Regions from separate parts of the Homo sapiens genome. Here all the other regions are linked to region 2. A link is a loop called in an ENCODE intact Hi-C map of the cell type or tissue named here. Cell type or tissue: endothelial cell of umbilical vein. All regions are shown on one strand. Links, peaks and the distances in the headings refer to the core of each region. The heading gives the core; the rest is flanking DNA.

The links. Hi-C counts contacts between places; a loop is a spot of excess contacts. Peaks named below come from ENCODE experiments on the same cell type or tissue, not always from the same donor. Only the 100,000 strongest peaks of a DNase experiment are listed, where the experiment ranks them.
Region 1: it touches region 2 in a loop (7-fold over the local background); 6 of 110 quality-filtered maps call a loop at or near these places.
Region 3: a loop joins it to region 2, with 12 times the contacts of the local background. A loop is called at or near these places in 28 of 110 quality-filtered maps.

The regions. Positions count from the first base shown.
Region 1 is chr17:37,838,891-37,849,620 of GRCh38, reverse strand. It overlaps the pseudogene YWHAEP7. Among named protein-coding and RNA genes, the nearest start is that of TBC1D3K, 80 kb to the left of the region's middle. RefSeq lists enhancers at 4,929-5,429, 5,765-6,264. In endothelial cell of umbilical vein, for the core only: a CTCF peak has its summit at 4,708; a DNase peak (open chromatin) is centred at 4,760.
Region 2 is chr17:37,694,373-37,704,826 of GRCh38, reverse strand. HNF1B (HNF1 homeobox B) reads left to right here. Exons shown (of 9, transcript NM_000458.4): 7 at 3,650-3,844; 8 at 5,633-5,751. It overlaps LOC124903989 (a long non-coding RNA gene), which reads right to left and starts at 2,002. Exons shown (of 3, transcript XR_007065733.1): 1 at 1,931-2,002; 2 at 1-87. RefSeq lists enhancers at 1,433-2,632, 3,281-3,781, 3,782-4,282, 5,845-7,044. In endothelial cell of umbilical vein, for the core only: CTCF peaks have their summits at 3,023 and 3,225 (motif pointing left); no DNase peak of the experiment used is centred there; H3K27me3 peaks cover 2,454 bases.
Region 3 is chr17:37,766,565-37,777,294 of GRCh38, reverse strand. No RefSeq gene overlaps it. Among named protein-coding and RNA genes, the nearest start is that of HNF1B, 27 kb to the right of the region's middle. In endothelial cell of umbilical vein, for the core only: a CTCF peak has its summit at 6,162; a DNase peak (open chromatin) is centred at 6,174.

The sequences.
Region 1 (10,730 bases), core at 943-8,942, 140 kb before region 2:
ACTTTCTAGCCTTCAGATGGCCATAGTGAAATTTATTCACCCTTTCTTGGTCATGTAGGTCATTTCTCTCTTTTTTTTTTTTTAAGTGTCTTGCTATTGGCTGTTTATTAGTCTTTGCTTTCTGAATCATTTCTGCTTCGGGTCCTGTGGCCCTGCTTGGCTCCTGCCCCTTCTTTCCATTGGCTGCCACCTCTCCCTTCTTCCTTTCCCACTGGGTCAGGGACTTCCTGGGAAAGACACGTCTGGCTTTGTGTGCCTTGCCCATAGCCATGGTTTTACCATGTGATGTCACCACATCACTGACACTTGACTTAAGGAGATGAGTCATAACTTGTGCTGTCATTTCTCTCCTGAGAAGCTAAATTAAGAGATACAGGAAATGCTCCTGAGCAGCCCTGGAGAGCCAAACTGAAAAGCCACTCACACTTGGGGTTGAGGCCACCGATTTTATTTTATTTTATTTTATTATTTTATTTTATTTATTTTATTTTATTTTATTTTATTTTATTTTATTTTAGTATTGTAGTGTAGTGTAGTGTAGTGTAGTGTAGTGTAGTGTATTGTAGTGTAATTTTTGAGACAGGATCTCACTCCGTTGCCCAGGCTGGAGTACAGTGGTGCGCTATCGGCTCACTGCAGCCTCTGTCCCCCAGACTCAAGCGGTCCTCCTACCTCAGCCTCCTGAGTAGCTGGTACCAAAGGTGGATGCCACCATACCCGGCTAGTTTTTTGTATTTTTCGTAGAGACGCGGTTTTGCCGTATTGCCCAGGCTGATCGTGAACTCCTGGGCTCAACTGATCCACCTGCTTCAGTCTCCCAAAGTGCTGGAATCAAAGATGTCAGCTATTGTGACCGGAGGCTACCATTTTGCATCACCCATGTACTGATGGATCAGCCTAGAAAGTGTGTTGTGACAACTCAAGCGTCAGTTACAGATTAATGGGTAAAGAAATGGTGGTAGAGACATACAAGACAATAACATTCAACCCCAAAAAAAGAAGGGAATCTTGCCTTTTGCAGCTACATGGATGGACCTGGAGGACATTATGCCAAGTGCAATAAGCCAGGCACAGAAGGACAAATACTGCATGGTTCCTTTTTTTCTTTTTTTGAGACGGAGTCTCGCTCTGTCGCCCAGGCTGGAGTGCAGTGGCGCGATCTTGGCTCACTGCAAGCTCCGCCTCCCCGGTTCACGCCATTCTCCTGCCTCAGCCTCTTGAGTAGCTGGGACTTCAGGTGCCCGCCACCACGTCCGGCTAATTTTTTGTATTTTTAGTAGAGATGGGGTTTCATCGTGTTAGCCAAGATGGTCTTGATCTCCTGACCTCGTGATCTGCCCACCTCGGCCTCCCAATCACAAAGTGCTAGGATTACAGGCGTGAGCCACCGCGCCCGGCCGCATGGTTCCATTTTTATGAGGTATCTACAACAGTGAAACTCACAGAAGCAGTGTATACAATAGTGGTTAGCAGGGGCTGGAGGGTGGGCAAAACGGGGAGTTTTTCCATGGGTGTAAAGTTTCAGTTATGCTAGAGGAATACGTTCTAGAGATCTGCTGTACAACACAGGGCCTATGAATAACAATGCTGTACATTTCAAAATCTGTTAAGTGGGTAGGTCTCTTGTTGTGTTGTTACCACACACGGGAAAACCCAAAACAAAACCAAAACCAAAGAGACACAAGGAAACTTGGGGAGGTGTTGGCTATGTCTATTCCCTCAGGGTAGTGACAGTATCATGGGTGTTTGCAAATGTCCAGACTTACCAAATTGTACACATTAACCACGTGCAGTTCTGTGCATATCAGTTATTCCTCAATAAGGCTGTTTCTTTTTTCTGTTTTTGAGACGGCGTCTCATTCTATCTCCCAGGCTGGAGTGCAGTGGTGCGATCATAGCTCGTTGCAGCCTTGAATTCCCAGGCTCAAGTGATCCTCCCGCCTCAGCCTTCAGAGTAGCTGGGACCACAGGCATGTGCTACCAGGCTTTGCTAATTTCTATTTTTTTAATTTTTTGTAGAGATGCAACCTCGATATGTTGCCCAGGCTCTTCTTGAACTCCTGGGCTCAAATTATTCTCCTGTCTTGGCCTCTTAAAGTGCTGGGATTATAGGCGTGAGCCACTGCGCCTGGCCTCCTCTCTCCCTTTTTCTGTTCAGGATAAGCCAGTGGTCCCTGGGGTCCTTTCTCATCTGTACCCCAGGAGTCTTCTGGAGCTGAACCGAGGCTCTTGCACACGCACATCTGGGCTTGGACCCAACATCATCAGAACTGACGCTCTAGACACATGGCTTCGACTCCTTTCATAAAACGTCCACATCAGCAGCTTTTACCCATTTGTTCAACAAATACTCATTAGCAGGCTCCTGTTCCCTCAGCCTTGGTGTAGGCCCTGGGGTTACTGGGGGTAATGGTGGGTATGGCCCCTACTCTCATGAAGGTTAGTGGTGAGAGAAAGGAAGAAATAACTACACAAGATGCTTTTGGTGATGAACGCCCTGAAGAACAGAAAGCAGGGAGATGTGGAAGTGCCTGGGGTTGGCAGGGCAGGCCTCACAGGGGCACTTGAGTTGAGACCTGGACGATAGATCACGTCAGAGTACCAAGCGGGGCTGTTTGTCACAAACAACAGTATCCCACTCTGGTTAACATAAGCAGAAAAGGAATGCATGGGAAGGGGTGTCAGGTGGTTCAGAGAATGAGCTGGAGGCCTGGAGAGTTGGGCCAGCACACAGGGGCTTCCTAAGGGAGTCGGCAGCCAGAACCTTCAGCGGAGTCATGCTGCAGAGGGATCTGGTGGGGACCGAGCTGCCGCCACCCTGGATACTGGATGCCATTTGGGCCTTGAAGGCCAGACCCTCTGGCAGGCCCCCAACAGAGGGACCTTCAACCTGGGCCTGCTGACCTGCCCCAGATGACAGGTTTGTCTTCTACTGGGCGTCTTTTAGAACTCAAGACGGCTTCCCATCTCACGCATAGTGAAAGCAACAGTCTTTATAAAGTTCTACATGTAGCTGGTGCAGTGGTTCACGCCTGTAATCCCAGCACTCAGCACTTTAGGAGGCTGTGGTGGGATTGCACGAGCCCAGGAGTTCAAGGCCAGCCTGGGTAACATAGCAAAACCCCATCTCTGCGAAATAAAAATTAAAAGAATAGCCAGGCATGATGACACATGCCTAGTCTCATCTACTCAGGAGGCTAAAGCAGGAGGTCAAGGCCGCAGTGAGCCATGATCACACCACTGCACTCCAGCCTGGGAGATACAATGAGAACCTGTCTCAAAAAAAAAAAAAAGTTTCTACATGACTTGGGTCCGATCCTCTGCCCCCATCCATTGTTCTTCCCTTGCCCCATCCTGCTCTGGCCACATTGGCCACTTTGCTTTTCCTCAGTCATGCCAAGCATGGCTCTGCCTTCAGAACCTTTTCCCCAGGTGTCCCCATTGCTCCCTTCCGCCCCTCCAAGTCTTAGCTCAACACTTACCTTGAGGCCCGCCCGACCTGCCTATTAAGCATAACCTTGCCTGCCCACCCAGTTCCTTTATGCTCATAGTTTTTGCTACTGGTCACCTTCTAACATACCATTATTGTGTCTTCATAGATGATCTCCCTGATGACTGTCTCTCAGGGGCCCAGGCAGGGACTGACGTTAGAGTCAATACTCCACAGCTGTTTGTTGAATGAGTAGGTAACAGCATGGCTGGCTGGTCCTGGTGCAGAAAGTCTTGGGAGGCCTCAGTTTGCGTCGTGCTTCTGTCATCAGCCAGCTGTGTGATTCTGCACAAGTATTTTAACCTCTCTGGGCCTCAGTTTCCCCATCTGTAACTTGGGGGCCTACCTCAAATGGTTCCTGGTGAAGAGTAACAAGACCATACCCTAAGTTCCAGTTGCCTTTTCCTCTGCCTTTCCACCTTCCCCTCCAGCCCCTCCAAGTCTCTTTTGTTAAGACAGGGTCTCACTCTGTCACCCAGGCTGGAATGCAGTGATCTCGGTTCACTGCAGCCTCTATCTCCCAGGCTCAAGTGAAACCCACCACAGCCTCCCAAAGTGCTGAGTGCTGGGATTACAGGTGTGAAACACTGCACCAGCTACATGTAGAACTTGATAAAGACTGGCTTTCACCGTGTATGAGATGGGGAGCCATCTTCAGTTCTAATGCAGCTGGGACTACAGGTGCGTGCCACCACACCCGGCTAATTGGTTTTGTGTTTTTTTTTGTTTGTTTTCTGTTTTTTTTGTACAGACGGGTTTCTCCATGTTGGCCAGGCTGGGCTCGAACTCCTGGTTTCAAGTGAACCTCCCAACTTGGCTTCCCAAAGTGCTGAGATTACAGGCGTGAGCCACCATCCCCGCCCCCTCAAAATCTGTTAGGACGACAGTCTCGCCAAGGCAATGCAGTCGCAATATGCCGTTTCCATTGCAATCACAATATGACATTTCCATTTACTTTGGATTATACGTCATTATGAATATTAACAAGACTTAAAAAGGACACCTTCGGGTATGTCAGATGAAAGTACAAAAATTGCGTTGTGGGGCTGCAGTTTGAGGACAGTGTCTGCAGCCGTCACGTGGTAGCAAAACGGTGTTAAGCATTGCAGGAGAGTCTGCATCTACGACAGCCAGAGTCCATACGTCGGGAGGTTTATTTGGTTTGAGAGGGAACAACAGGCAGGATGGGCACCACCCGGGGCTGGACAGTCAGGCGGGCTAGGGTGCGGTTCCTCGCACTCGCCACTAGAGGTGAGGCGTTTACCGCTTCAGGGCTGGAAGATGGGCCCTCGGGGACTGGCTACTGCTGGCCCGGGGCGGAAACCTGGGCGGGGGTTGGATGCGACGCCTCAGGCGGCCCCCCTGGTTACTGACACCCGACTTTGGCATGACTTTATTTGTTTTTCCCCCCATCAGATTTCCTGTCTTTGTGGGCTGATGGACTAGAGGAAAGATGCCTGTTGACGGTCAAAGGCAGAGCCTCTTCGGCAGCTTCTTAAAGCGCCTTCTTTAACAGAGAAACAATCTGCATGGGGTCTAGAACGGTTCTGAAATCCTGCTGAAGGTTTCGAAACTTCCTGGGGGGGGTCTCCTGCCAGAGCGCCTACGCTGCCTCTGGGCTGGCTGGCCAGTGAGCCCCGTCTCACAGCCTGACAGTCCCCACATCAGCCCGGACCGTCTTTCGGGACCAGCCCCATTTGCACAGCCTGAGCTGTAGAGGGCCCTGGAGTTCGGAGTTCTTGTCCCAACTGTGCCCCTGCAGGCCTGTTCCACCCACTGAGGCTCAGTTTCCCCATGTGCCTAATGAGGAAGTCATGCTAGGTGGGGCTTACAGCCTCTTGCAGCTTTGCCATTGATCACTTCCGTGTCTTCAGAGAGGCTGCCAAGTCTCCTCTGAATGAAGTTCCCCAAAAAGCAAACGTAAGAAAATACACAGAGCTTACCCAGACACCAGGCCCTTTAGAAATAGACCATTTCTTACCTTAGGCCCCCAGAAGGTCCTCATTCTAGCTTTGTGGAGAAAAGAAGAGTCTTTGCCTCAGCCCCCAGAGGTTGGGGTGGGGTGGCTGAATTTTGAGGCTGGGATTGGCAACTCTGGTGAAGCCCAAAGTGACACGGATGGTTTCAAAGCCACCTAGAGGATAAGGTGTCAGGACAGTGACAAGACCCCAGGTCCCTATCACACACCAGAGCTCACTGAGCCTCCACCTGGGGTCTCTGCTGAATCTCTGACAGGCTAGGAGAGAAGGGACTGGGGTTACTGACCCCCAGAAAGTCAGAGAAAGTGGCAGTTGGAGGACCTGGGTTTGAGTCCTGGATCACCCCTTCCCCGCCTTGGCAAACTACTCAGACTCTGGAAACCTGTTTCACCTGTAAGATGGGGATGACAATCAAACCCACCTTGCAGGGCCGTGAAGATGCTTAAGACAAGTGCATGCAAAAACTTTCACACACACAAAGCCTTCCTAAAGATGGGGAGACAAGGCCTCATGAGCAGCAGGTGGCCAGGCACTATGTGGGGGCTGGAGTCCTGTTTTCCCTTCAACCTGGGAAAGGACTGATGGGCACTTAGTAGGTTTTGAATCATGACCCTGGACCTCAGGTGGCGGTATGCTTTGTGTCTGCAGCAGAAGGCCCCAGCCTCGTGCCTGTGAGTCCCACTACCGATGTTGAAGGGGTGGACAGCAGGCGGGTGAGCCCCAGGCTGGCAGCTAGCAAGACCTCTCACGTGTGAGCCCAGCACCCCACTTCCCCTGAAATGTGATGTCCAGTGCTCCAGGCTGGGGGCCGTGGATCCTGATTCCAGCTGTGTGAGGGCTGGAAGGCCCTGGGCAGGTCACCTGACCTCTCTGGGCCTATTTCCATCACACACTTGAGGGGCTGAGCACACTGGACTCTATAGCTGTACAACTCCTTGGCTCTGCTTTTGTTCCTGAGGGCCCCTTAGTAGGCAGGGAAAGTGAGGGCCTCAGGGCTGGGCCCCAAGACTCAGATGCTCTCAACCCCTTCCTGGAGTGCCTAACTCAGGGGAGCAGACAGGCCCAGCAGGCAGGGTGCCTCTCTTGCTCAACTCCTGGAGCTATATGTTTTTTTAGCTTACTATTTTACTTAAGAATAGATCATGAGCATTGACTATTCTAAAACATGACTTTCATGACTATATAAAAGTCCATTGTATCAATATACAATCACTTAACCAATTCTTTATTGAAATGGTGGTGTATACATACAAGAAAATACCATTCAGCCCTAAAAAAGAAGGGAATCTTGCCATTTGCAACCACATGGATGGACCTGGAGGACATTATGCTAAGTGAAATAAGCCAGGCACTTGTTTTCCAATTTCTGGTTGATTGATGTGTAACTCTTTAGACGTTGAATCTTATTTGGACATGGGATGTGAGGCACAGACGGGAACTTTATGCCTTTCCAAGCCCTTAGTCAATCATCCCTGCACCATTGATTTAATAATCAAGACATCCTCTCCTCACGGCTTTGAAATGCCTCGGTGCCCATGTACTTCATTTGTACATTCCTGCGGGTCTGTGTGTGGGCTCCCTTGTCTACTCATCCCACTGCTGTTCTATTCTCGTGCTAGTCCCAAACCTCTTTGACTTTGTGGCAGAAAGTTCAGTGGCCGGATGACCAACCACGCAAGGCTGGTTCTGCTTTGGTTCCTCTACTGGATAGGGCTTGACCCCTGCTTTTGCTTGGGAATGTCAACTGCAGCCAGTTGTTACTGAACATTTAGTATTGACATGGAAAACCAGCACTTTCTATTTAAGAGGGAAAAACTGTTGTGATGATTGTGGAACTAGCTCTTCTAACTACAGTCGTCATCCTTAAGAACGCCCATCACCACCAATGTCCAAGAGACTGGGAAATCTCAAGAACTCTGGTGACACTGACTTCCTGCAGTTCTGTAAAATGATCCCAAACTACTACTCTTCTGCCTCTAACAGCTCTCCTTCTTGTCATATTCTGTCCTGATCACCCATGGGTTGCAAACTCCAATAATTAAGCTTGGTGATGGTATTGGTTGCTGCTGTGTACTGACTGCCTCTTTGTGCCAGGCTCTGCTAGACAGTGTATTTAACCTCGAATCCTTACCACAACTTTGTTATGTAGCTATGATGATCCTTAACATTTTGAGATGAGAGTTTTTTAGCAGTGAATAATAATAGACTGTTTATGAAACAAGGTGGATAGACGTGTATCGGAAACTCGAGGAAGGATCCTCTGGGAAAAGCATCTTAGTAAAGCCCCCAAGCCTCAGTGCATGGGAGGAAGAAGGGGAAATGAAAGTCAGGTTGCAAAGTGTTATCAAGGAATGAGGATGAAGAGGGAGCGGGAGTAGAGAAAGGCAGGGGGCCTCTGGCGGAGCAAGGTTTTGGAGGGGTAGAAAGGGAGTAGATGAAGAGTTGAAGTGGAGGCATTTGTTCAGAGGAAGGGGATATCTGCTCCTCTGAGTTATCATAAAAGGAGGAGAAGCTATATAAAGATGCAGAGAAATGTGGAGGTTAAGCCAAGTGTCTGGTCACAGATGTTTTGTGGGAAAGGAGAGAGAAGTCATTGGATAGAGTTGTTGAGCTCCTTATTGGGATGAAGCTCATAATGGTAGCTGGCTTGAAATTGCACTCTGTATTGACTGCTTTCACTTCCCTACCTGACTTCTCTCTCTGCCAGTGTTTCCGGGGATCACCTCCCAAATAAGCTGCTTGCCTGCCTGACTGCCTGCCTGCCTTCCTTCTTTCCTTCCTTCCTTCCTTCCTTTCTTCCTTCCTTCCTTTTTCTTTCTTTCTTTTTTTGACATAGTCTTGCACTGTTGCCTGGGCTGGAGTGCACTGATGCAATCTTGGCTCACTGCAACCTCCACCTCTCAGGTTCAAGCAATTCTCCTAAAGCAAAACCAAAATTTTGAAAAAAAATTAGGCTGGCGCGGCGGCTCACGCCTGTAATCCCAGCACTTTGGGAAGCCAAGGCAGGCGGATCACAGGGTCAGGAGATCAAGACCATCCTGGCTAACATGGTGAAACCCCGTCTCTACTAAAAATACAGAAAAATTAGCCGGGCATGGTGGTGGGCACCTGTAGTCCCAGCTACTCGGGAGGCTGAGGCAGGAGAATGGCTTGAACCCGGGAGGTGGAGCTTACAGTTAGCCGCGATCATGCCACTGCACTTCAGCCTGGGGGTCAGAGCGAGACTCCATCTCAAAAAAAAAAAAAAAAGTTAGGATCCTGTCTTATTTACCTGTCTCTCTACTTAGTACTGGAGAAGGCACATGGCAAGCTCTCTGTAAGGCATTAAATATCCCCATTTTACAGATCAGCAAACTGAGGCCTACAGAGGGAAAAATGACTCACCCCAATGACACTGCTAGTCCGGGGCGGGGCAGAATGGAATTAAGGATTTGGAGACTCTCTTGTCCGGTGCTGTTCCCTGCACTGCCCTGTTACTGTACAGTTACAGAAGCCGGATTTAGGAGAAATCAAAACACAAAGAGTCATTATTTTCAAGTTTGTTATTTTTTACTATGCTTGACTCTGGTCTTTCCAAACATGATTTTCTTGAAAATTCAGGACCTGAGAGGAAAACCTTCACACAGCTTTGCTCTCAAACGGGTCAGAAAGAGCAACTGGCACTTTGGGAGGCCAGGGCAGGTGGATCACTTGAGGGCAGGAGCTCAAGACCAGCCTGGCCAACTTGAACTCTACTAAAAATACAAAAAATTATCTGGGCATGGTGGTGGGCACCTGTAATACCACTTACTCAGGAGGCTGAGGCAGGAGAATCACTTGGACCCAGGAGGCAAAGGTTGCAGTGAGCCAAGATCGGGCCATTGCACTCCAGCCTGGCGACAGAGAGAGACTCTGTCTAAAAAAAACCAGGAGGCCGGGCGTGGTGGCTCACACCTGTAATCCCAGCACTTTTGGAGGCCGAGGCAGGCGGATCATAAGGTCAGAAGATTGAGACCATCCTGGCTAACACGGTGAAACCCCGTCTGTACTAAAAACACAAAAAATTAGCCGGGCGTGGTGGCGGGCGCCTGTAGTCCCAGCTACTCAGGAGGCTGAGGCAGGAGAATGGTGTGAACCAGAGAGGTGAAGTTTGCAGTGAGCCGAGATTGCACCACTGCACTCCAGCCTGGGCGACAGAGCGAGACTCCGTCTCAAAAACAAAAAACAAAAAACAGGAGCAACTGGGGCGTTAGAGCTGAAAGCAGCCTCTGGGATCATCTAGTCCACCCACCCCACTGCCTCCTCGAGAGGGGAGGTGACTCTTAGACAGTCACATGGGGGGCAGCCGAGCTGGACTCCTTTTACAGTGCTCCATTCATTCACAGGAAGTCAGGTGGCATCGGCATGGGCTGAGCAGCAGAATGGAGCCTGGGTATTTACAGGACAGATGCTCACAGAAGCCTCCGGCACTGGCAGTCAAGCCCTGCAACCTCCAACAGGTCCCCACAGAGACAGCAAAGCCCATGCAGGGAGGGAGGCAAAGCTTAGGGGGCAAGACAGGTGGGCCTTGCCCCACCCGAAGGACCTTTCTTGTCCATGCTCTTTCCCGACTGCTGCTATGCCGTGCTCTTTACAGCTTTGTCAAGAGGAGGGCAGTTACCATCTGAGCCTAGAGATTTATGGCTGAAGAAGGAACCAGGGATGTCCCACCTTATTCAGCCCTTTGAAAGTGGATTTACAGGATTGATCTCTGGGCTGGGGCACTTTGCCTTATCTTCAGGAAGGACTGTCCCACCCAGTTCTGCTTTGCTGCTGACACCTGCTGGGCCCCATGGCTGGAGAAATGAAACACACTGAGCCTGAGACTGGGAAATGCAGGTAGATGTCCCCACGGGAGGGAGACGTGCATGGGTCTCGCTGGTCCAGGTCGGGGGTTGAGCAGGCCCTGCTGAGTGCCCCCAGGGTTATTGCTAGGACTCAGGAGAGCACAGTTGGGCAGCTGGTAGGATTGCACCTGGTCACGGCTCCTACATAGGCCAGGTTCATTCACTCACCTCTTCATTCATCACACCACCCAACATACATATGCCAAAAAAAAGAAAGAACCCATCACCTACCATGAGTCAGGCAGCTACAGGCTGAGGATCCAGAGAAGAGTGATATCCCAGCCCTGGCCTTGAGGCGCTCCTGGACTAGAGGCCAGTGAACACAGTTACAGCCCGCTGAGGGAGAGCAGTCAGGGAAGACTTCCTAGAGGAGGATGAAAGATGGGAACAGGCACT
Region 2 (10,454 bases), core at 8-8,007:
TTCAAACTCACCCACGACTAGTAGATTTGGTTTAACTTCTTTAGTTTCTCATCTGTCTCCTTAAATCCAATATTTGGATTGTTTAGCCTAAAACAAGAGAAAATTGTGGAATGGATTTGGATCCTGGTCACAGTTTAGCAGCTGTGCATCCTGGGTCAAATCATTGAACCTTCAGGAGATTCAATGTCCTCATCTATAAAATAGGTTGTTAAAGTGATCAACTGACAGTGAATATGAACATGCTTATAAATCTCTAAAGCATGAATATGTATAACATCGTAGCTTACACTTTGTCTTGAGTTCATTCCTATCACTAAGTAGGTGGTAGATTTTTCAGGAGGTTCTTTCTGTTTGGTGATGATGAAGTAAGAATGACAGGTTTCCTTCTAAATGGGGAGTTTTGTGTGGTATATGAAATCTCCTTGGCCAGCAGTGAAAATACACCAAGGGAGGATCCAGAGGGAAACTGCCATTGTATCTGAGAGCTTTGAAAACTTTAAGGAGAAAAAGCTTGCTTTGGCACATCACACGCCTGAAGACACGGAGATGGATCAGGTCCCTCCAGCTCCAGGAGGCTCATATTCAACAGCAAGCCTGTGCCCTCCCATACATGGGCCATCTTGAGGCATGAGAAGGCTGAAGGGAACTGTGGTTGTGGATATCTCTTTGAGAGTTTTAATGTTGATGAGTATTCAGCATATTTCCAGCTTCACTATGACAGCTCAGGTGTCGTTGTTTCTCAAAACCATCCTTGTGACCCTTGGATGTATTGCTGGATGTCTTGGGAGAGATCTAAGGGTAACACATTGGTCATCTTTCTTTCAACCTTGTATTGCTCCATTGTCCTCTTACCTTCCTTGTATCTAGGGCTCATGTTGGCCACCTCTTTGTTTTGTTTCTGCCTTTTTCTTTCTTCCCTCTTCTCTCCCTAAATCAGCTTTAGCTAGGGTCGGAACTTGGATTCTCACTTCTGAAGAGAATGACTTACACATCCTTTGAGGTCAGAACAGGGCTAAGCCCATTGGAGGCACACAAATTTATTGAATATGTGTGGCTCTCACTCTATCCTTAGCTGCTTGGAAATTGACACACAGTGCATTGATTTTGGCAGAAGGAAAATGGGAATGGGGAAGCATTTAGAGAACTCACAATATAAATGATCATTTTAAATGTATTGCCTTTTGACTGGGCCCTCTGGTATATGGAATATGGTAATTATACTAATACCAGAGTTTGGAATGAGATAAGATACCTAAAACCAGCTTGTTTGCCATTTAGAAGATTTGATTAAAAGGCCCGTGGGGAAGATATTCCACTTATTTCTGCAACCAAAATAATAAACAAACTGTCCCACTTAACTTCTTTCTTTCCATTCTAAGCTTTCACTGCCATACAGTTATATATATATATATACTATCTGAATTAAAATTTTCCCTGGGGCTAGTCTGCATCTTTCCATTTTGTTCTTTCTAATTTCCTCTACTCATATTTCTCTATCATTTCACGATGCTCCTTAATCTCCTATTCAGATGGGCTGCACCAGAGTGCACACTGACCTCAGAAGGATGGCTGTGTGTGTACATATCTGTGTACACTTGGGGTAGACAGAGCATGAGAAATGGTGAGAATCACCAGAAGACTGCTGAGACACAGAGGTCCTACACTATGGAGTGTTAGGATGAGAAACTGGTTGCAGGCATCTTCATTTAACTGACTGATGTGTTGAGTACCATGGGCCCTGCCTCAGAATTGCGGAAGCCTGTGGAGAAGGTGGTAACAAATTATTTGGCAGGGCCAATTCCTTATTCTCTACTCATTCTCACCTCTTCATCCTATTCTCTTTCTCATCTCTTCCCTGGACTGGATAGCATACTTCCCAAGCAAGAACCAGTGCCCAGAAACAGAAACAGATGAAAAGGTCAAGACTTACCCACTGAGGGAGCTGGAATGACATCAGAGGCTCTCAATCCTGGAATTGAGGCACATCAGGATCACAGACTGCATTGAAAATAAGATTCCTGGGCCCCACCTCTGAAGGTTCTGACTCATTAGGTCTTGGGTGGGGCCCAGGAATGTATATTTGTTAAAGAGCTCCCCCAGATGATTTCTGAAGCACATGCAGGTTTCAGAACTATGCCTTCAAATGTCATCCACTCTAGACAGGATCATTTGCTTTTTTGGGCAGCAGTTTCTCAAAAAGAGCAGCAGCAGTGCTCTCAAAGATTTCTCAAAAACGGCACATTCATGGAGCTTTCTGGGAGACTGAGACCATAAGCAGGAGGTAGGAAAGGGAAACACGGTCATCGGTCATCAGGGTATCTGGTGAGATGCTGGCTTGAGGAGACGCTGAGCCCCCTGGGGAACTGGAGACAGTGCTGTTCTGAGGGTGATCAGAGGGTGGCACCCCCAGCCCCCACCCAGGAGAGCCAGAAGCAGGATTCATCCCCTGTCCTTTCTGCTCAGGGGTCTCGCCTTTTAGGTTTCTGATAACAGTATCAGCTAAAGCTCTGAGTAGGCAATTGTTGAGGACTCCGTGTTATCTCCATTGATGACTTCCCTCAAACCTGCCTATGAAACCGTCTCCATTTCAGGAAAGCCTCTCTAGGTGTCCCTTCCACATCCACCTAAAACAGACCTTTTTCTGGATTCCTTCTTCATCCCATTCTTCCCCCAACTTCCCAGAAAGCAAGAACACAGGAACACAATCGACCCCAGGAAGCAGGTCCAGGTGTCTTCTCTCCTGATCGTCCTGTCCCCACTCCGATCCTACCTTAGCTGTCTTCCTCCGTGTCGCTCTCAGGGAGGAGATAGAGCATGGGTACCAGGGGATCCAATCCTCAGAGTGCTGGCCCGGGTTCTAAAGAGGCCTCAGGATACACAGTTCCAAGTTACAGAGGCCCTGACATCTCCAGAACAGAAAGATGGGAAGACCCACTATAAATGCCAAGAGTCAACCTTTAATGTACTACTTCCTCTTTCTAAAACCTGGTCCTTTTAGTGCCACAAGCCCTATGCTGCCACATAAGATATGCCCGCCTCGCAGACTGGCTGAGTTCCAGTGTTTTCTCCCCTCTCTGTTACAGTCAAGGGAGTTGGCACCTGATTTCTCTGGGGGTCTTTGTACAGTCTACTAAATAAGGGTCTCCCAACCTCATACTCCCGGGACTATGGAAGTTGTTTTTAGTCAAAATTTGGGTCCCTGCACACTCCTGCCCTCTACTGGACAGACCGATCTGGGCAATAACCTGTGCCTCAGTGTGGACATCTTTAACTCTGCCCTGCGGGCACCAGGGCAAGCCTCTCTCACAGCCTGGCATGGATGGAGTGGGCAGGTAGAGCCAGCTTTTCCAAAGCCCTGGTAACCTCAAGAGAGCTAAGTTTGGGAGGTCACAGGATGACTCTGGGAGACTCTCAGGCTTTAATCAGATCTGTTTAATGCCCATCTCCAACCCACAACTCATTGTGGAACTTGAGCAAGTAAATTAATATCTCCAAGTCTCCGTTTCTTTACACTTGCCTCCCATGGAATCTCCTATGTAACAGGCTCAGCCCGGTGACTGGGACATTGAGCGGGGGCTCAAATGATGGCATCCATCCACCTCTCCTTATCCCAGGAGCTGTCTGTGATCTTTTCCTCTTGCTCCCACAGGCCTCAACACCTCCCAAGCACAGAGTGTCCCTGTCATCAACAGTGTGGCCGGCAGCCTGGCAGCCCTGCAGCCCGTCCAGTTCTCCCAGCAGCTGCACAGCCCTCACCAGCAGCCCCTCATGCAGCAGAGCCCAGGCAGCCACATGGCCCAGCAGCCCTTCATGGCAGCTGTGACTCAGCTGCAGAACTCACACAGTAAGGACACGGGCATGTGGAGGGAGGGAGCACTCAGGACCCTCAGTGGCCAACCACTTTCCCTCTCTGGGTCTGAACTTTCTCGGAAGTTTATTGGCTTGGTCACTTTTCCCTGCCTATGATCAACCGACTAAGACAATTTCTCAAGCATAACTCTTGAGTGTTGCTGTACCTTTTCTAGTCCTCTTCTCTACCCCTGAGATTCCCAGGGAAGGGTTTGAAGAGGACAGTGTAGGCCTACAGATGAAGGGGAATTGGAGCCAGACAGCATGTGGAACACACACCGCCAATTTCCCATTCCAACACCTCTGGAAAAGATCGCGTCCATAAACCACCAGCACCTTTTCCCAGTGAACTTCAACTTAGCCTTTGCAATCTAAACTTCCAAGCAGCCATTATCAAATGATCACAATTGGCATCTAATTTGCATCCTGTTTGCCTTCCCTAAAAGAGAAGAATCTTCTAGAGTCCCGTGTCCTCCAATTTATACACCCCAAACATCTCTAATCAAGAACCATGAACACAAGTGAAAAATACCAGTGGCATGCCATCCTGGGCATTAGAGTTTCTTCCTCCATGCCACCCCTGCATCTCTGCACACAGACTGTTTCTCATATCCAATTTCTATACCTACCCCAAGCCTACCTTTCGACCACTTATTTCCCATCCAATCCCATCCTCTGTTTCTCTGCCTTTCATCCTGAGTCCCAGGCTTCCAATCCTCTGGCCAGGTCTGGCTATAGCCCCTGACACAGGAGTTTGGGGAGGAATCGTGGCTTCTCTGCTTCAGAAACCCCAAGGAAGTGTTCAGTATAAAGCACTAGTCTTAGATCAGACAGACCTGGATTTAAATCCTGGCTGTGATACTTACCAGCTGTGTAGCCTAATGCAAGTTACTTAGCCACTCTAAGTCCAATCTCTACATCCATAAAATGGAAATAGTATGCATTTAGAGTCATTATGAATATGAAATAAACATAGGGGTAAACTGCGTTTGGTAAGCATAAAAAATTATAAAGATTATTTATAAAGGGACTCTTAGAAGGCAATGATGGTGAAAGAGGTTTGTGTTTCTTCCCTAGCTGCATCGGATAAGCTGTGGGTTTGGGGGAGAACAGCCAAGTCCAGCCTTCTATCTTCAGGGCTCAATCCCCACTCGGGCCTGTGGAGCTGGTTTCTGAGCACCATCTCACATTCCAATCACATTTTAGTGGCTTCTGAAAATCTGCCACAGCCTGTAGCAGAGTCTGAGACCACATGTGCCCCACTTCCCTTCCTCCCAGAGCCTGGTGATGTGCTCCCCACTTACCCCATCCCTTCACCTGGCCAGGCTTCCTCAGTGGCGAGGCCTGGGTGGGATAGTCAGAGAGTGGTCACCAGCGACCTGTGGACTGCTGAGGCCCAGCAGGCCTGGCCGCCCATGAAGAGAGAGCCCATGGTGCCCTGGACCAGGAAATAACCTGCCTCCCTGCATGAGAAGGGCAAGCCGAGGCAACAGCCAGTGACCTTTGCTCCCGTTCCGTACCGGAGGCCTCCCTGGTAGGCCCTGTGTTCTGAGAGCAGGTGGTCTCTCCCTCACAGCCAAGCATCCACATGCTTTCGGGAGTTGGTTATGTGACTTGGAATTTACATGAATCTTATGGATAACTAATATGAGAAATCCCCACTATAACCACCAGCCCTTTTATCTACCTGAGGAGATGGGAGCTATGGTGTGGGATGGGGGCTCTGTACCTGTGTCTTTGCCTGTGTATGCACCTTGATTCTGTCTTCACTCTGTCTCTCCAGTGTACGCACACAAGCAGGAACCCCCCCAGTATTCCCACACCTCCCGGTTTCCATCTGCAATGGTGGTCACAGATACCAGCAGCATCAGTACACTCACCAACATGTCTTCAAGTAAACAGGTAATGCCAGCAGGATTTGCGGGGGTTGGGGTGTGGGCAGGGTGTGATAAGGCCATGGATGTGCAGAGGTTGTGGCAAGCATGGACTCGGCCAGAAATTAGGTCCTTCTGAGGCTCCCTGTTGTTTGCAAAGGGAATCCTTAAGGTCCCAGGGCAAAAAAAAAAGGGCCACAGGCTGAAAGGGCTTATTGCTCCCCCAGATTCCCCAGGAAGAGCACTAAACAAGGACAGAAGTTTGATAGGTTGCTGGAGACTGGATGACATAGAGCGCTTAGGCATTTAGATTGAGTGTTCCCTAATAGAATGATCAATGGTCCATGGAAAAGGTATTTCCAAGGAGGGCTCAGGAGGACAGATCCCCTGCTGAGGTTCATGCTTTGCAAGAGGGATCCCTGAGGATCCACAAAGTAGTCAGCGGAGAAAGTGAGTAGGAAGTCAGAGGTCCTGAGGCTGATTCCCCTGGACCCAGAATGCCATAAGCTCTGGGAATGACCCAGTTGTGTCAACCCATGGGGACTCCCCAGTAGACAGCCTGGCTTTTCCAGGGGTAAGCATCCACTTGGGGTTTTATCAAGAAATTTAGAATCAACTTCCTGCTGCACTGAAAGTGGGGAATCCAGAGGCTTAGTCACTGTTTCAGTTGATGACTAAGTCCCACCTCTGAATAGAGGTGATGGAATAGTAGACAGGCAGCTGATGGCGAGGCTCATTGCTGCAGCTTGGACAGCTGGACTGCAAGAAGACACCGAGAGTTAGAAAACAGGACAAGATGTCTGAACACAGGTGATGATTCCAGAGTAACACAATGAGACCTTTTAGTAGCTGGGGTCTGTGCAGTGTGGGAACTGTTTGGCCTCTATCGATTACTAGATAAGTAGGTGACAACCTTGAACTTCATGTCAGAAGCTCTCAGAATTTGGTCTTGTTGATGGTCTTTTTTTCATCTGAGCCCTGCAAATCACACTTCATCCACTGCCATGGGCTTCCCAGGAGGTTCCTTCATGGGATCAGGGTTCTCTATCCTTTCCTTTGCCCCGATCTCCTTCCAGCCCTAGAGTGCAGTGGAGCAGGTGGGTTCTATTCCTGGTTCTGCCATTTGCTTGGTGACCTTGACCTCCCTGAGCCTTCATTTCTTCATCTTTAAAGTGAGAGTTGTAACATCTGCTTTTTCTGAGGATTCAGCAAGCTTGCGTAGATTAAGTAACTGGTGTCTTGGGCACTGAAACACACACACGACCAGGGCAGCTGGGCTCTGGAGCTGGGGGTAGAGGGAGAGGTGTGTGGGACCTGCTTTGCCACTCTTCTCTCACCCAATAGAAGATGAAAGGACAACCCCTCACTACCCTGCCCTTCGACTCCCGTGCGAGTTCCCACTCTTTGTAGTGGGCAGGGAAAACATTTATCTGTGCTCACAAATCTCAATCAGGGGGGCAGCCAGGCGCAGCGGCCCTCCTTGGGAATACCTTCCCCTTTGAAAGGTTTATCAATCCATCTGCCGCTTGGTCAGCCCCAGACAGGACCATGATTAATTATTCCTGTCTTTCCCAAGTTGACTTTGATGGTTGCTTGTTGAAACAAGTCGTCTGAATTCAGGAAATGGTCTCTTAATCAAAATACTTTAAGATGCTCCCTGAGACGCTGCACCAGCCCCCCACTGGCTTCTCCTCTCCATTGGACAGAGTGGCCAGCCAACCTTGAAGCTGCATGAGTGGCCTCCCAGAACTGCTGTGACATTGTCTCCATGTCCCCAGACATTTCAGGAGTCTGGCAATAGACTCATTTCTGCGATGATGAGGATGATTATTACACTCAGTAAGGATGAAAAATACTCACGTGGCACGTTACAGTTTATACTTCTCATGAACATTGTCTCATTGTTTTCTTTTTACTGCAACCTCCTAAGTACAAAGAAATAAACTAAAACCCAGAGATGAAGAGTGACCTGCCCAAGGTCACACAGATGATAAATTCTAGTGCTGGACCTTCAGGCTTTGGTCTTTGACTCCACATACTTGCCTTCCACTACCATCTTTAAAATTCTACGGTAACTGCTGCCACTCTTGTTGTCTTTGTGGTCAGGAACAAGAGTAAAAAATAAGTTCACTTGCCATATTCCACTCAGGAAACGTTCTTCCAACAAGTTGAAAGAGAAGGAGGAATGGGAAAGGCACAGTGAAGTAAAATGAGGGTAAAGGTGCTGCCTCCTGACAGCAGAAGGTACCCAAGGTGAAGACAGTTTGTACAAACTCTGTTCCTAAGGCAGAGGGTCAGAAGTGAGTTCTGAAAGAGACCTGATGGCAATTCTGCTTTTTTGGTTTTGTTTTAAGGTCTTATATTCCAACAGGAATTTCAAATTCATTTCTGGCGTGTTCAGATTTATTGCTTATAGCGATGTCTGTTTGCTTCGCTATAAAGAAATATCTGAGGCTGGGTAAAAGAGGTTCAAAGGCTCATGGTTCTGCAGGCTGCACAGGAAGCATGATGCCAGCATCTGCCTCTGCTGAAGACCTCAGAAGGTTTACAAGCATGGCGGAAGGTGCAGACAGGGCAGGTGCATCACGTGGTGAGAGTGTGAGCAGGAGGGAGAAGGGAGAGGCCCTGCCCTGGGCTCTTATTTATTTATTTATATTTTTATGTTTTGAGACAGGGTCCCGTTCTGTCACCCAGGCTGGAGTGCAGTGGCGCAATCACAGCTCACTGCAGCTTTAACCTCCTGGGCTCAATCAGTCCTCCCGCCTCAGCCTCCAGAGTAGCTGAGACTACAGGCGCACACCACAATGACAGGCTAAATTTTTGCATTTTTTTTGTTTTGCCATGTTGCCCAGGCTGGTCTCAAACTCCTGCGCTCAAGTGAACTGCCTGCCTTGGCCTCCCAAAGTGCTGGGATTACAGGTGTGAGCCACCATGCCTAGCCCTAGACTCTTTTAAACAGCCAGATCTCACGTGAACTAACTCAAGCATGAATTCCTCACCCATCACCATGATCCATTACCTCCCACTGAGCCCCACCTCCAACACTGGGAATCACATTTCAACATGAGATTTGGAGGGGACACACATCCAGACCATATCATTCCACCCCTGGCCTCCCAAATCTCATGTCCTTCTCACATTGAGAAATACAGTCATCCCTTCCCACTAGTCCCTGAAAGTCTTAACTCATTACAGCATTAACTCAAAGTCCAGAGTCTCATCTGAGACTCAAGAGCAAGTCCTTCCACCTATGAGCTTGTAAAATAAAAAAACTATATACTTACTTCCAAAATACAATGGTGGTACAGGCATTGGGCAGACGTTCCCATCCCAAAAGAAATAAATTGGCCAAAAGAAAGGGGTAACACCCCATGCAAGTCTGAAACCCAACAGGGCAGGCATTAAATCTTAAAGCTCCAAAATAATCCTTGATTCCATGTCCCACATCCTGGGCACATTGGTGTGCCAGGTGGGCTCCCAAGGCCTTGGGCAGCTCTGTTCCTGTGGCTTTTCCATGCTGAGGTTGCAAGCTGCTAGTGGCTTTACCATTCTGAGGTCTAGAGGGTGGCAGGCCCATTCCCACAGCTCCATTAGGCAGTATCCTGGTAGGGACTCTGTGTGTGGGGCGGGTGGGGCTCCAATCCCACATTTCCCCTCAGCACTGCCCTAGTGGAGGTTCTCTGTGGGGGCTCTGCCCCTGCAGCAAGCTTCTGCCTGGGCACCCAGGCTTTCTGATAAAGCCTTTGAAATCTAGGTGGAAGCTGCCAAACCTCCTTCACTCTTGCATTCTGTGCATCTGCAGGCTTAACATCACATGAAACCCACCAAAGCTTACAGACTGCACCCTCTAGAGTGGTGGTCTGAGCTGTACCTGGGGCTCTTTGAGCCAGGGCTGAAGCTAGAGCAGCATGTATGCAGGGAGCAGTGTCCCAAGGCTGTGCAGGGCAGCAGGGCCTTTGGTCTGGCCCCCAAAACCATATTTTCTTCCTAGGCCTCTGGGCCTCTAGTGGGAGGGGCTGCCTAGAAGATGTCTGAAATACTTCAGTGCCTTTTTTCCATTGTCTTGGCTATAGCATGCAGCCCTCTTTAGTCAAGCTAATCTCTCTAGCAAGCTGTTGCTCCATAGGCCACTTGAATTCCTTCTCTACCACAGGGTTAGGCTGCAAATTTTCCAAACTTTTACGCTCTGCTTCCCTTTTTAAATGTAAATTCCAACATTCCAAATGTAAGTCATTCCTTTGCTTCCGTAGCTACTGTGGGTTGTTAGAAGCAGCCAGGCCACATCATGAATGTTTTACCGCTTAGAAATGTCTTCTGTTAGATACCCTAGGCTATCATTCTGAAGTTCAAACTTCCACAGATCCCTAGAATATGGACACAATGCAGCCAAGTTCTCTGCCTGGGCGTAAGGAGGGTGACCTTTGCTCTAGTTCCCAATCAGTTCCTCATTTCCATCTGAGATCTCATCAGCCTGGCCTTCACTCTCCATAGTTCTATCAGGATTTTGGTCACAACCACTTAACAGGTCTCTAAGAAATTCTAAACTTTCCTTCATCTTCCTGTCTTCTTCTGTTCCTCCAAACTCCCAATCTCTGCCTGTTACCCATTGCCAAAGCTGCTTCCACATCTTCAAGTATCTTTTTTTTTTGCGGGGGGGGGGGGGGGCGGCGGGGCGGGGGGATGGAGTTTTGCTCTTGTTGCCCAAGCTGGAGTACAATGGTGTGATCTCAG
Region 3 (10,730 bases), core at 1,577-9,576, 71 kb before region 2:
CCTCCCAAAGTGTTGGGATTACAGGCGTGAGCCACCGCGCCGGGCCCAATCCTTACTTTCTTGAAGATTGACAAGGAGAAAGCAGCTAAACTTAGTGGAGTTCTACAAAATCCACAGGCCCTAAATGCACAGTGGAAGCAGAGCAGTGGCCGGCACAGCAGAGCTACAGTAACCCTCAACCTTAGCATGGGGTGGGGGTACTTTCAGAGAAGGAGGGACCTCAACAGTTGCCTAAATCAACCCTTTGGTTTCCAGGGAAACCAAGGTCCAGCAAGGAGAAGAGAGGACTGGCCTGCAAATATCCATAGGGTATTTTTAATGCATTTAAAATACAACAATGGGCAGGGCACGGTGGCTCACACCTGTAATCCCAGCACTTTGGGAGGCCAAGGTGGGCAGATCACCTGAGGTCAGGAGCTCGAGACCAGCCTGACCAACATGGCGAAACCCTGTCTCTACTAAAAAATACAAAAATTAGCCGGGCATGGTGGCAGGTACCAGTAATCCCAGCCACTCGGGAGGGTGAGGCAGGAGAATCGCTTGAACCAGGGAGGCAGAGGTTGCAGTGAGCCAAGATTGTGCCACTGCACCCCAGCCTGAGCAATAGAGCAAGACTCCTTATCAAAAAATAATAATTAATTTAATTAAATACAGAAATTTTTTATTAAGTCCCCTTGGCGTATTGTCACAGAGAACTTCAGGACTGGTTTTTGAAAGCTCAAAAGCTGTAAACCATCAGGCACCAGGAACATGGCCGCCACAGCAGTGAGTCTCACTGTGGAAGGCATAGGAATTTGGGGAATAAGCAGCGATTTTCCCCCAAATTACACTGTGAGGTAATGAGAGAATCAGTCCCCGAATCCAGATCAAACAATTCTCAACACAGTGCTCTCTCCACCCCACTCAAGAGATGTGTTAGAAAACATAAAATATAAATGAAAAGATCATAGCACTGATATGGTTTTAAACCAGAAATAAATTTAGGAAGAATCCTGTTTTAATATCAAATACTTGAGCCCTGAAGGAATATATGCGTTAACAAACTCACAGATGGTAAATATCTGCCTTTTGCTGGTCTGCAACTATGCCCAGCCTAATTTCTATTACTTCCTACTGTCTTCAAATTTCTGGCTTCCAACATCAAAATTCCACAAACTGCAGCCTCTTGGTTCCTAAAGAACCTACTTATTACTGACCTGAGTTACTAACGTCACTAGTTGCACACCTACTTTTGCTACTAGCTTTGGATCAAATACTAATTACATTGCCAATGATTATGTGAATTCGTATCAGCTTTCTAGAAGGCAAATTGGCAATACATGTCAAAAGCCACAAAAATGTCTATACTCTTGGGCTAAAAATCCCACTCCTGGAACTTTTCCTCAGAAGAGAAGTCAAAAAAAGAACAGACATTATAAAAGATACCCATCATGGCGTCATCGAGAACTGTCCAACAATAAGGTCAACAACAGCACATCTCTAAGAACAGCTACCATTGGCTGAAGAAATTCTCTGCCAGGCCTTTACATGCTTTACTTCTAAACCTCACAGTAACCCTGCCACGTCTGTGTGACCTCCCACTTCACAGATGAGAAAATAGGCTCAAAGCACAAAGCAGTAACTGAGCCAAGGTCATTTGAGTAGTAAGTGTCAGAAGCAAGGCTTGAACCCAAGGCTTTGTGACTCTGATACCTCTGCCTGTTCCATTCACCCCTGGGATTGCTTGCAACCAAGATGCTGGAGCACTGAGTCCCAGGAACAAGCCATGATGCAGTAGCTTCCGTGATAAGCAGGAAGAAGAAGCAGCAGTGTCGAAAAAGCCTTCCTGGGCCGGGCATGGTGGCTCAGGCCTGTAATCCCAGCACTATGGGAGGCTAAGGCAGGCGGATCACCTGAGGCCAGGAGTTTGAGACCAGCCTGGCCAACATGACGAAACTCTGTCTCTACTAAAAATACAAAACTTAGCTGAGCATGGTGGCACACACCTGTAATCCCAGCTACTTGGGAGGCTGAGGCAGGAGAATCGCTTGAACCAGGGAGGCAGAGGTTGCAGTGAGCCAAGATGGTACCACTGCACTCCAGCCTGGGCAATGGAGCAAGACTCCATCTCAAAAAAAAAAAAAAAAAACAAAAAAAAAACCCTTCCTGAAATAACATTCAGGGAAAGAGAAGGAGATTAAATTAAATTAAACCTATAGTATAATTATAATTTTTATTAAAATATGTATAGCATTTAAAAGTGATCACTTTTAAATGGAAATAATTGGGCTAGCATTTGGTCGTGGGGAATGGGTGGTGCTTTATTCTATTTATAGTTCCTTAAATGGTGTTATGCTAATGTCTTAACAGCAAGTCTTAAAAAAATTAATAATAAAGACTGACTTGACCACTGTCTGAAGCTTAATAAAAGCATGTGAGTGTTTTTCTCTCTCTCCTACCTTTGGGTGAGTTCTCCACCCTGCCAGTTCTCTCTCGGTTTCATGATGCTTGCACCTTGCTGAAACCACAACTTCCCTCCAGAGTGTTGCTGAGTACCCAGGAGAGAGTCACTGGTAGGCCTTTTTCAGTAGAGGTGAGAGGACGTTGGAATAATGACATCACTATTCAAATGGCGAAGGAGAAAGGGAGAGCACCAAACAAACTCACACACCAAGGAGAAAACCAGTGGGCTTTTATGGCTCTGTTTATGGGAAGTGCCTCACCAACTGAAAGGTCAGGAGCTGACGTGTCCAACGGCACTGGAGCATTACATGAAATTGCAAAAGTAGAACCTTATAAAAATTCATAAGTTCATGAAACACCCTCTTGACTATATCAGTTAGGGGTACAGTGCCCAGGATTCTGTCAGGCTCCAGAAAAAGTGAAACATTAGCAGCCACATCCTGAGCACCCCAGCATTGTCTTAGAACAATGTCCTCAGCATTGTTCTAGGTCCTTCTCCTAGTGAAAAATATGCATTGGGTGCTTACTGTATGCCTGTGCTTTGTGGAGCTCCTCCTGTGTTAACTGTTTTCATCCCCATGTACAATCCTATAATAGACATTATCAGCTTGCAGGTGAGAAAATCAAGGCTTAAACCTACAGTACGATTATAATTTTCATTAAAATGTGTATAGCAGCTAAAACATGATTACAGAGGGAAATAGTTGGACTGGCATTTTTGAATGGGGTTAAAACAAAAAAACTTGCCCAGCTGAGATTCAAGTCCAGGTCTGCCTGACACCAGTTGCTGCACTCTGCAGCCTCTCACAACACCACACCACCCAAAGTCTGTTTCAGCCTCTCAACACCCTGTGTGGCTCTAGGCACTGTCCCCTTTATATGGAGAACATGGCCCTCTGCCTGCATGATCAGAACTGAGTGAGAGTTCACCAGGCTTCCTGCCTTCTCAGTAAAAGAAAAGTGTTCCATGATGGAAAGAATGTGGCCTTTGGCACTAGATGAATCCAGGTTTGCATCCTGACTTCTGCATTCAGTAACTTTAGTAAGTCACCGAACGTCTCTGAGTCTTCATTTTCTCATCTGCAGCATGGAAGCCCGCCTCTCAGTGATGAGGACTGGAGTCCAGCACAGAGCCTGGTTAGAGTAGGAGTGTTTCCATGTGGTTATCCATTGATTGTGGAGGAGCCGCTAAGGTCCAGCTCTCCCCACGCCAGTGAAGCTGCTGTGAGACAATCATTGGTTATTAGAAGTGCTCTCTAAATAGTGAAGGATGAGCAAGAGGTTCAGTGGCCCCTCAGTGAAAAAAACTAATTACCCAGGATGTTTCTCCAGCTGCTACCTTTGCCATTTCCTTCCGCTCCTTCCAACTGATGCCACCAGAATTTGCCCAATTCTTCCACCAGTGGGATGTCTCTATCTTTTGATAAGACTATCCATTCCCCAATCTCCTAAGATGTTTATCTTCATCTTCATTGTGCCTAGTCATTGATTTTCTTGTTTTATCCCCCTTTCCAAGCTCACCAGATGCTCTGTGCCTCAACTGTTCCACACTGCTCTTTGCATGTCCTGTAGTTGGCACACAGAAAATTCTAGTAGGGTGTATGACACAAGGGCAGTGACCACATCCCCAGGTCCAAGCACCATGCCTACCATATAGGAGGTGTTCAATAAATGTGTGATATGTGGGTGAATGAAGGAAGGAATGAATCATTAACAAGTTGTATGTATGGCCTGAGTGGAGAGTGAGTTATCCAACAGTAGGTTCTTGCAGAGGACCTATTGTTGGCTGTGAGCAGAGACTCACAAGACAGGTCAGCCAGGCTCCCTGGGAGGCAGGGCGGATTACGTGCAGCCTTTCTGCTACATGTTTCATATGTATCAAGCCTGTCCAACCCATGGCCCATGGGCCACATGTGGCCTGGGACAGCTTTGAATGCAGACCAGCACAAATTTGTAAATTTTCTTAAAACATTATTTTTTTTAGCTCATCAGCTATCGTTAGTGTTAGTGTATTTTATATGTGGCCCAAAACAATTTTTATTCCAATGTGGCCCAGGCAAGTCAAAAGATTGGACATCCCGATATATATCATCTCATTTAATTCTCAAAAGAACCCTAGCCTTGCAAGGGGAAACCCCATCTTACAAAGAAGACTCACTCGCCTGGTTACCCAGCAAGGTGAGGAGTCTAACCTGGGTCTCTCTGACTCCAAAGCCAGTGTCGCTTCCTCACGCTGGGGGTTAAGTGCATGGGCTCTGATGCCAGACAATTTGGGTTCATATCCTGATTTGCCTCTTACTAGCAGAGGGAGCTATGACAATTCAAAGGACTCCCAAGTCATGATTATCTTTTTTTTTTTGAGACGGTGTCTCGCTCTGTCACCCAGGCTGGAGTGGCACGATCTCGGCTCACTACAAACTCCGCCTCCCAGGCTCACTCCATTCTCCTGCCTCAGCCTCCTGAGTTAGCTGGGACTACAGGCACCCACCACCACGCCCAGCTAATTTTTTTGTATTTTTAGTAGAGACGGAGTTTCACTGCACTAGCCAGGATGGTCTCGATCTCCTGACCTCGTGATCCGCCCGCCTCGGCCTCCCAAAGTGCTGGGATTACAGGTGTGAGCCACCATGCCCAGCCCCCAAGTCCTGATTATCTTATCTGTAAAATGAGGATAATTATATTTCCTACTTCAAGAGTTGCTGTAAGAATTACATGAGATAATATAAGAAAAAGATCATGAGCCAAGCGCACAGTAAGTCTTCAGTAGCAGCAGTAACAGCAGCAACAATAGCAATAGTAGTAGTGGTGGTGGTAGTGGTACTAGGAATGGTATGAACAGTGGTAGGAGTGGCAGTGGTAGGGGTGGGATTCATAATGGCAGGAGTGTAATTAATAGTAATCATAGTGGCCAAGTGCTGTGGTTCACACCTGTAATCCCAGCACTTTGGAAGGCCAAGGCAGGAGGATTGCTTGAGGGCAGGAGTTCAAGACCCCATTTCTGGAAAAAATTTTTAAAAATTGGTCAAGTGTGCTGGCATGCACCTGTAGTCCCAGCTATTTGGGGGCTGAGACAGGAGGATTACTTGAGCCCAGGAGTTCAAGGCTGCAGTGAGCTATTATTGCACCACTGCATTCCAGCCCGGGCAACACAGCGAGACACCAACTCTTAAAAAAAAAAAAATAGTGGTATATTGGTGGTGGTGGTATTAATAGTGGTAGTGGTAGTAGTAGTAGCAGTATTAATAGTGGTAATCATGGTAATAGTAGTGGCATTAGTGGTGGTTGTAGTGATAGTAACACTAGTGGTGGTGGTGGTAGTGGCAATAGTAGTGGTATTAATGGTGGTAGGCGTGACCATAGCACTAGTCATGTAGTGGTAGTAATGGTAGTATTAATAGAGGTTGTAATGGTTGTTGTAGTAGTGATATTAACCGTGATAGAAGTGGTGGTAGCAGTAGTAATGGTAGTGGTTGCAGAGTAGGGTATTAGTCGTGGTGGCAGGAATTGAGTGGTGGTAGTAAGTAGTGGCAGTACCGGGGTGATTTTAATGTTGACGTGTCCTGAAGGCATGGTGGAATTTGAGGATGTCAAGTGGGCTTGTTAACTTAAGGTACTTCCACTCTGGGAGACGGGGTGAGTATAGCAGTGGGAGAGGGATGCAACGTAAACCTGTATTCTGGGCACCCAGTTGTCCTTACGAGCAGGAGAGCTGTAATTCCCAGGCACAGCCACAAGGCGGGGGCAATGATTTGGCATTCATGACATCGGAACACGCCTAGGGAAAAATAACTGGCTCAGGAGCTGGGAGCACCCTGAGGACCCTAGGAGACTCCCGGGAGATGAAGGAGAGTTGGTTGGCTGAGCTTCAGAAACAGTTTGATCCTTGGGGTTTAAGACAGACATCAGCAGAGCAGGGTCAGCCACAGGAAAGCAGGAAGGGAAAGTGCAAAATGGGACGAGAGCAACAGGGGTGACCCCAAAACTGTGGTTCTCAACTTGTTTCCACCTGAGTGACAACATTGGGACAGGGTGTGTGTGTGGCCCTCACTTCCAGGGGTGGGTGGACGCAAATGGGACACAGATGACGAGCAGTTCCCCTTTCTTTCTCACTCATCAGGACCCTCTATTATGTGGTGGGTGTCCGAGAGTTTGAGGACCACTGATCTGGACCAGAACATGGTGGCCAGAGGACGCAGAGAGAAAGTTTAAAAGGTACAGTCATCTTTCAAGGAGCTACCTACACACAGAGGACTAGAGTGGCTGAGGGTGGGCTGTGGGTGTCAATGCTAAAAACATGGCTTTAGGGTTAGGGTTTATAAAAGGGGCCCAGATTCCAATTCTGGCTCTACACTTTTAGCTACATGACCTTTGACAAGGAGATAATATTAGTACTGGTAGGTTTGTTGTCCAGAGTAAATGAGATGATATCTTTAAAGAGCTTAGCATGTGCCTGGTAGTAACTACAGTTAACTGCTCAAAAAAGGGCAGCTATGATTATTACTATCATTATTGTTACATGGGCGTGATGATGGAGAGAGATTGCTTTTAAATCCTCTCTCTACAATCCCATCAATGTTACACGGTCTTATACAGGAGCTGTCCTGTATTTTGCTCAAGGTGTGTTATGTGTAATAGAACTGGCTTCCCAATGAGATTTCAAGGCCCCCCAGGGTAAAGCTATATGTCTCTTGACTTTTGGACAATTCCAATTATAACTCTGGACATAGAGTAGTTGGGTGATCAATATACTTGTCCATTGGTCTGTTGTAAAATTGGTAGCCTGTAAATTTTCCGGCATGGCACCTAACAAAGCAATGCAATCATTATTTGCTAAAGCACCCGCTGTATGCTGAGAACAGTGGGATAGTCTAATTTGGGGAGATTATCCTATGCATCCCTGTCTTCTCATTGCTAAGCTATGACTCTGGGGGAGTCCACTGAATCTCTCCTCTTCCCTCCACTCTGACCAAACTGACCCCATTTTTCTGGGCAGAAACACTGGCATGGAACAGAAGAGACAGTGCTAGAAACTAACTTGGTTCCGTGAATTTAGGCCTTTGTTTTTCAAGTTCACAAGACCATTTCCTGAGGGACTAGACAAAATCGATATAAAGTTGCTGTGACACTGAAGGAAAGGAAGAGAGAAAGAACCGAAAGTCCTGCTTAAATAAACTCAAGGGAAGCCAATGGGGTAAAGGTCCACATTAAATATCTTCTCTGGTCTCCTTGGCCTCGTTGCTCTTCTGCCTTATGGGTCTGTTTCCTCCTGTGGAACATAAGGGTACAAAAGCAGTGGGTTGCCAAGGTCATTTAAGGACCCTGGACATAGCTCTATGTGGAGACTCACGGTGACAGAATTCTGGCTGCTTTTTAGTCACTAACCCCCTGTGTGGCCAGGGCCCCGGAGTCACTCATCCTCTCTGCACCTCAGCTTCCCCAAGTGCAGGTGACCTCCAAGTTTGCCCTGGCTGACCTTTAAAGGCCATCCCAGCCGGGACACCAATGCTAACGTTCTGCCCAGTTCTGCCTGCCCTGCTCTCACCCCTGACCCAACACTGTTTGGGGTTTGAGTGGTGGGTGAGTTTCACTTCTTTTTCTTTGTCTCGATGGCAGGTAACTTTCGTGATGACATACTCCTGCAAAGATGGCGTGGGACATAATTCTCATGGATGGAGGTGAACATGACTGTCCCTTGATACAAGGGGTAGAATTGATTGGGTTGCTGTTGTCCTTTGAGAATCACCACCCGACTCTATGTGGCTGTTTCTTCAATTGCAAAATGAGAGAGCATGTTTCCTTTTTAATCAGCAATATTACCCTTAAGGAAACCTTGAAGGGCAGTTCTATTATTAAATATCTCAAGCACAAACTTTGATAAATGGCTTCTTTTTTTGCAAATTACAAATTGAATAGCCTTCTCTCCTCCTGTGCTCCTGCACTCTCTTCAACCCCGAACTACAGGGGCTCTTTCAAGGGCAGTTACCCCTTTGAGATGGGGAAAGAGGTGCCATTAATATGAACTTTCTCCCTCATCCTGGTTCACCCTCCATTTCATTGCTGGCTGAAGGCCTCCTGTACAACCAGACACATTTGAATAATTAATACTCAGTAAGTTGAATGGTTGACCTTCAACAGCTCTATGGCTCCTGAAACCGAGAATGTTGTCTGTGAAGGCAGGGTCTTATGAAAAGGTCCAGGATGGTGCCTGAGGGAGGCTCCCTCATTAAACTCAAAGAATGTGGGATGAGAGCAGAAGCTGGCATGACTGCAGCCTCACCCAAGCCTCTGTGGAGAGCATCTTAGGTAGGAACTGGGCTTAAGTGAGAGTCAGTGATAAATGAGTGGCCATACCACATCTCAGAAGACTGAACATGTGACTGAGATAAAAATGATCCGGTCTGCAGATCAGGAAGAGATGAGGCCCTAAGACCTGTCAGGGGACAGGGAATGAATGTCCTTCATTCATCCACTCAAAAAACAGGTATTGGGTCCGGGCACGGTGGCTCATGCCTGTAATCCCAGCACTTTGGGAGGCCGAGGTGGGCGAATCACCTGAGGTCAGGAGTTCAAGACCAGCCTGGCCAACATGGCAAAACTCTCTCTACTAAAATACCAAAAAATTAGCCAGGCATGGTGGCGCATGCCTGTAGCTACCTGGGAGGCTGAGGCAGGAGAATCACTTGAACCTAGAAGGCAGGGGTTCCAGTGAGGTGAGATGGTGCCACTGCACTTCAGCCTGGGTAACAGAGCGAGACTCTGTCTCAAAACAAACAAACAAAAAAACCATGTATTGAGAGCTACAAAGTGCCAGGCATTGTTGTAGACACTAGGGTTATATTAGTGAACAAACCAGAACCTCCCCTCCCAAAAGAGAAACCCTGCCTTTGTGGGGCTTACATTCTAGTTGGGGAGTTACATGACAAATAAAACGAACTTGTTCAATGCATCGTTTGCCAGACGGTGATAAGTGCTTAGAAGGAGAAAGGAGGCAGAGCGTGGGGCTGGAGAACATTGGGTAGGAGATGAGCTGCAGTTTTAATAAAGGTGGGCAAGGGAAGCCTCCCCAAGGAGATGGCAAATTAGCACACATTTGTGGGAGCTGAGGAGTGGGCTCTGCAGCCATCTGGGGAAGAGGGTCCCAGGGCAGGAAAACTGCAAGTGCAAAGGCCCTGGGGCAGAAATGTGTCCTGATGTGTTCCAGAAAGAGCCAGGAGGCCCCATGGGGGGAGTCAAGTCCGTCTCATAGGGCTTTTGCTCCCAGTGAGACCGGAAGCCATTCGAGCGTTTATCAACAGAGAAAGACATGATGTGGCTTCTGACTTAACAGGATTCCTCCGGCTACTGTGTGGAGAAGAGATTGTAGGGAGCAAGGGAAGATGCAGAGGGACCAAATAAGATGACAGGAAAGATGCCTGGTGTGACTGAAAGGAGAATGGTGGAGGAGCCAAGAAGTGGTCAGATCCTGGGTTTATGTTGAAGGAAGTTTGGCAGATTTGCTGAAGGAGTAGATACAGGTGTAAGAGAAAAGGACAAGTCATTGGTTCTTGTTTTGGGGCCTGAGCAGCTAGAAAGATGAAATTCCCATGTATAGAACTGAGAGAGATTGCAAGAGAGTTGAGCAAGAAAATAGGAAGCAGCATATGAACAATGCAGGGAGGGGACGTGTGGCATGCCTGCCCCACCTAGGAGAGTTCAAGGAATCTTACAAAACCGTGTCAGCTGGGGCACGCTGCACAAGCGGTGCTGCAGGGTAAGAGAACATTTTCTTGAGTCAGAGCACCTGGCTTCATTCAGGTCCCTCGTCTGCCAGTCTCTAGTGAAGGGATTTGGGACACATCATTTAAGCAACCTGTGCTTCAGTCTACTTATCTTCAAAATCCCGGAGTGTGTGTGTGTGTGTGTGTGTGTGTGTGTGTGTGTGTGTGTGTGTGAGAGAGAGAGAGAGAGAGAGAGAGAGAATATATATATAGCTTCTTAAAATGCAAAACATGGCCGAGTACAGTGGCTCATGCCTGTAATCCCAGCACTTTAGGAGGCCGAGGTGGGCAGATCATGAGGTCAGGAGATCGAGACCATCCTGGCTAACATGGTGAAACCCCGTCTCTACTAAAAATACAAAAAACTAGCCATGCGTGGTGGCAGGCGCCTGTAGTCCCAGCTACTCAGGAGGCTGAGGCAGGAGAATGGCTTGAACCAGGGAGGCGGAGCTTGCAGTGAGCCAAGATTGCGCCACCTCACTCCAGCCTGGGGGACAGAGTGAGAATCCATCTCAAAGCAAAAAACAAACC